Regions from separate parts of the Homo sapiens genome. Here region 2 is linked to region 1. Evidence: chromatin loops called from intact Hi-C (ENCODE). Cell type or tissue: GM12878. All regions are shown on one strand.

The links. Peaks named below come from ENCODE experiments on the same cell type or tissue, not always from the same donor. Only the 100,000 strongest peaks of a DNase experiment are listed, where the experiment ranks them.
Region 2: it touches region 1 in a loop (8-fold over the local background); 2 of 110 quality-filtered maps call a loop at or near these places.

Annotation. Positions count from the first base shown.
Region 1 is chr17:67,558,226-67,560,725 of GRCh38, forward strand. The region is part of intron 4 of PITPNC1 (phosphatidylinositol transfer protein cytoplasmic 1); the gene reads left to right. Among named protein-coding and RNA genes, the nearest start is that of MIR548D2, 88 kb to the left of the region's middle. In GM12878, a CTCF peak has its summit at 1,310 (motif pointing right); no DNase peak of the experiment used is centred here; H3K27ac peaks cover 238 bases.
Region 2 is chr17:67,627,533-67,630,032 of GRCh38, forward strand. All of the region lies in intron 5 of PITPNC1 (phosphatidylinositol transfer protein cytoplasmic 1), which reads left to right. Among named protein-coding and RNA genes, the nearest start is that of NOL11, 89 kb to the right of the region's middle. In GM12878, CTCF peaks have their summits at 1,109 (motif pointing left) and 1,395 (motif pointing left); no DNase peak of the experiment used is centred here.

The DNA.
Region 1 (2,500 bases):
AATTATGTGGAAATGCCATTTGCCCAGGAAGTGGGAAAAACATCTTTAGCTTGCTTATGGGAAAAAAAAAACACTTAATTATACAGTAAACAACAACACAATGACAGTTTCACAGAGGACAGACCATTCAACCAGTTCTTCCAAACTGGTGGGTTCTTCTGAAGTTGGTAAAGTCTGCAAAGAAAGGTGCCTGAGGAGACTGGCTGCCTTCCAAAGGAGTTGATTTTGTTTTTCTAGAGCTAAAAAAAAAAAAAAGTCTGCGCTTTCAGATGAGCATAAATCAGCAGTATCAATTCAGCCTTGGTACTAATGAAGAACAAAGGATTTTCTTCTTGTTTGTAGGAATTTGAAAACTTAAGTTACAGGAAATGGATAGCAGGGACCTAGAGTAATACAGTTGGCGTATATATTTTGCGACCGTGATCACCCCTCTCCACCGGCATCTCTCTTAATAAGAATCCACAAAAGAGGAGAAATGGGATGCACCTTTGTGTTAGTTAGAATGACAGAAGCAAAGGCAGATGGGTTGTCAATGTTACCCAACATTTTAAATTATTTAGATGAGAGAGGTGGAAAAATAAAATTGCAACAGACCAGGGAGGATGAAATGACTCTTTCATGAGAACCTCAAATCGTATTGAGCCACTATGAGAGAGAGATTACTCAGGGCTGGTTTAGAAGAGCCAAGAAAGAGAGGAAAGGCTGCTCACAGCTGAGAGTCTGTCATCAGTCACCCCAGGTGAACCCGGGTTATCTGCCCAGGAGTGGCCATGGGGAGAATGAGGTATGTTTCTGAAAGCCACTAAACTATCTGGGATAGGAATTGCCCTCACAGTCTGGGCCTTATCAAGCTCCCCCAGTAATCCAAAGAGCTGATAGGTGCTGTGTTTAGAGACCAGTGACCCCCATTCCTCCCAAGCCCCGTCTCCTTTCTTAAGCCTTTCTTCCCCGCACCTTCCCCTGAGTCCCAGCCAAGGGGCAGTACAAACCACTGTATTTCATAACTAGGAACACAGGAACAAGTCCAGGGAAGATTATGTTTATTATACCAGACCTCTAGGATTGGGCTTGTTAGGAAATTAAAGAAAAAAAATCTGGCTATCTCATCTACGATGTAAGCTAAGAGGGTGAAAGTCCCTAAGAGTCCCTTCTTTGAGGCCATGGAGTCAGGAGTTAGCGGGTTAGGAAATAACTTTTATCTATGTATCACAATTAACCCTCGATATTTAGTGCAGTACATAATTTTTTTTAGACAAAGGGAAATATCCTTTTTTTAGGGACCAGGCCAAAGAAACAGTCCTCCAGTTGGGGGCACTGATGAGCAAGGCAGCAATTAGGCACGGGCCTGAAAAGCACCCTTGTGGAGAAGAGGACAGTAAGGCCAGGTGTGGTGGCTGATGCCAGTAATCCCAGCATTTCAGGAGGCTGAGATAGGCGGATCACTTGAGGTCAGGAGTTTGAGACCAGCCTGGCCAACATGGTGAAACCTTGTCTCGACTAAAAATACAAACATTAGCTGTGCATGGTGACGCATGCCTGTAATCCCAGCTCCTCGGGAGGCTGACCTTGAACCCAGGAAGTGGAGGTTGCAGTGAGCCGGGATCATGCCACTGCACTCCAGCCTGGGTGACAGAGCAAGACCCTGTCTCAAAAACAAAAAATAAACAAACAAAAAAACCCAAAAACAAAGAAGATTATGTGAGACCGGTGTCATCACAGAGCCAGAACGACCAAGCTCAAAAATCGTCACAGTTCTAGAGAATTTAGATGGAAGCAGTCTAGAACCATTTATAACTACCATTCAAGATGGTACACAGCCCATTAAGTAAGGGATGGGCTATACAGAGCTAAACAGATTTTATAATTATAGGACTTCTCAGAGCCTTTCTTATTCTAATGTACATTGTGAATCTCCAAAGGGAGCTGTGGCATGCAACGTTTCCCGAGCTGATTTGTCCAAGGGATCTTGGATTTTGCAAGGCCAATCTTTTAAGACTTAGAGGTGTTCCAGAAACTTCTCTTTAGGTCAGAGCCATTATGTGCCCACTAACTATGCCAGTGGATCAATTCTATTTCAGTAAATGTTATTTTTTTCTAAATTTCAGTGAGCTAATGTGTTGCCTGAAGATGACTATTACTCAGATACCAAAGTTTTTTGAAGAATGCCCAACAGTAATGGAAGTGTTTTATTTTTAGAATCAGGTGACACAGAACCCGTAAGTTCCTTTTCAAGCAAAGTCAGTTCTGTTCAACCACACAGCAAAGTCAGCAGTACGTTGGGATGGCAGTGGGTTTGTGCATTTGGATTTGTTTCCATTTAGAAAATGAACTGGTTGTATGGACGAGCCAGTTGCAAACCAGCCTATTCACAGATGTACCGCTGCCCTTGTGTGGGACCAGAGCTCGCCTCTACATCTCAGCACCCCAATTAGTGCCTGGTGAAGCAGGAGCTTTGGAACAGCCAGTTTTGTTTGTTCAGATTATCCCGTTTCCACTTGCT
Region 2 (2,500 bases), 69 kb after region 1:
GTTGCTGGGAGGTTCTCAGTGACAGTTTCTCAGGACACACACTTTTTAAGTAGCAGGAGACTCAGATTCTGAATTTTTCTTTCTAGAAAGATGCAGGTAGCAGTTTTGATTGATGTTTATCTTAGCGGTTGGATGCTAAGAGGCGGTTTTGTTTTTGTTTGTTTGTTTTAATCATGGAAGGACCTGGTGAAGCCTACAGACTTGCCCTCCAGTCTGAGCTTCTCTGCTGACTGGCCATGTGACTTTGAGCAAGCCTCTTTACTTCTTTCAGCCTTGGTTTTCTCATCTGAAAAGCAGGAATAATATTAATATGGGCATAATGTTCTTAAAGCAACATTAATAGTTCCCTTCCCTAGTTTTACAGCCTATTCTTTTCTTTTTCTTCTTCTTCTTTTTTGTTTTTTTTTTTTTTGAGATGGCGTCTCACTGTGTCGCCCAGGCTGGAGTGCAGTGGCACAATCTCGGCTCACTGCAATCTCTGCCTCCCGAGTTCAAGCGATTCTCATGCCTCAGTCTCCTGAGTACCAGGGTTCACAGGCATGTGCCACCACACCCGGCTGGGGTTTCACCATGTGGACCAAGCTGGTCTCGAACTCCTGACCTCAAGCCATCCACCCGCCTTGGCCTCCCTAAGTGCTGGGATTACAGGTGTAAGCCACTGCGGCCAGCTGACAGCCTATTCTTTTCTTTCTTTTGCAGCACATACTCCATTCTGCCTTGTATTTTTGGTGATAGCTCCCCAGTCTGTCTCTCCTACTAGATGGTAACCTCTCAAGGGCTATCTTTGTAGTCCCTCAAGCCCAGGGCAGCACTTTGTATGCAATGGGTGTATCAGTCAGGGCCCAATCAGGAGATAGAAACCATGCAGTAATTTGAATAGGAGAAATGTAATAGAAGGAATTATTGATCTCTGATGGGAGCAACTATAAGGATGTAAAGGGAACTCCAAAGGATACCCTAAGGCTGAGAGAGAATACCCAGGAAGGACAAACTTGGCAGGGGCCTCTCTGCATGGCTGGGGTTCAGACTTCATTGGAGAAGCAGGATGGTGGGGAAGTTCACGAGGTTGACCTGAGCCAGGGCTGGTTCACAGTGGTTGAGCAGCAGAGCGCCCTCTGGGGTGCAGGCCAGAGGAGGTTGGTGGACAGGGGTGTGTGTGGAGAGAGAGTCGGGGCACGCTGCCAGTGCAAGGCCTGCAGCACGCAGTGCCTGCAGCAGGAGGGCCACCGTGAAGTGGTTACTGGGCCCAGGCTAGGGCTGCAAGGTCACTGAGCAACTATGCACTCCAGGCTTGCAGCTGGGGCAGAGCATGACCGAAAGTCCCCACAGGCACACTCTGCAGCCCAACAACATCCAAATCTGAAGAAATCCCCTTCCTCTTGCAGTGGCCCTTTAGGGCCCCCTACTGATGAGGCTCACTGTAAAGGAGAAATGCTTACAGGGTCCAGTCCATGATCTCAGAGCAGAGGCATAAGGGCGACTTTGGAGCTAAGGCAATACTATGAAAACTGCAATGGGTGCAATGAGGGATCAATAAAATGTTTGAATTAAATCGGAGAAAGCTACATAACCTGTCATGCCCCCCCTTCATCCGTGCTTAGTTCCCTTTCTTTGAGTCCTGTAGATTTTGCCACCAATAAATGTCAAACCTTTTTAACTACTTTTGTAATTTACTCTCTGGAAGCTCATTTCCCTCTGGGGTATTCTGTGTGTGTGTGTGTGTGTGTGTGTGTGGTTTTTGTTGTTGTTGTTGTTTTTGAGACAGAGTCTCACTCTGTCGACCAGGCTGGAGTGCAGTGGCACGATCTCGGCTCACTGCAATGTCCACCTCCCAGGTTCAAGTGATTCTCCTGCCTCAGGCTCCCAAGTAGCTGGGATTACAGGCACATGCCAACATGCCCAGTAGGGACGGGGTTTCTCCATCTCATCATGTTGGCCAGGCTGGTCTTGAACTCCCAGCCTCAAGTAATCCACCTCCCCCAACCCGCCCGACATCAGCCTCCCGAAGTGCTGGGCTTACAGGTGTGAGCCACTGTGCCTGGCCTCTGTGTGTCTTCTTAATGAGGCATGTGTCTCTCTTCTCTTAGCTCATACTTAAAAGAGATTTGCAGAAAGAAAGAAGGAGCGGGGGGGACTGGCTCTCGCAAACAGTGTGAGACCCAGTATTTTATTTCACAACTTATTTCTCCACTTGAACTTGAACTTGTTTCTCCACTGTCTGTTTCATTTCGAGGCAGTTCACTTGTCCCTCCCAAATGCTTTAGGAGTGTCCTGAAGCACTTGACTTCAAGTAGCAGTGGAAAGAATCAGAGCCAATCCAAGAACCAATCTTTCTCTGACTTGGAGAAGTCAGTGGCCACCTCGGGTCAGACTAGGGAGTTAATCTCCTTGGACAAATCTGAAGAGTCCAGTCTCCAAATATTTAGAAAAGAATAGGCAAGAAGAGAAGAACCACCAGCCGACTTGGAGGATAATTACAACACAAATATTATTCAGAAAG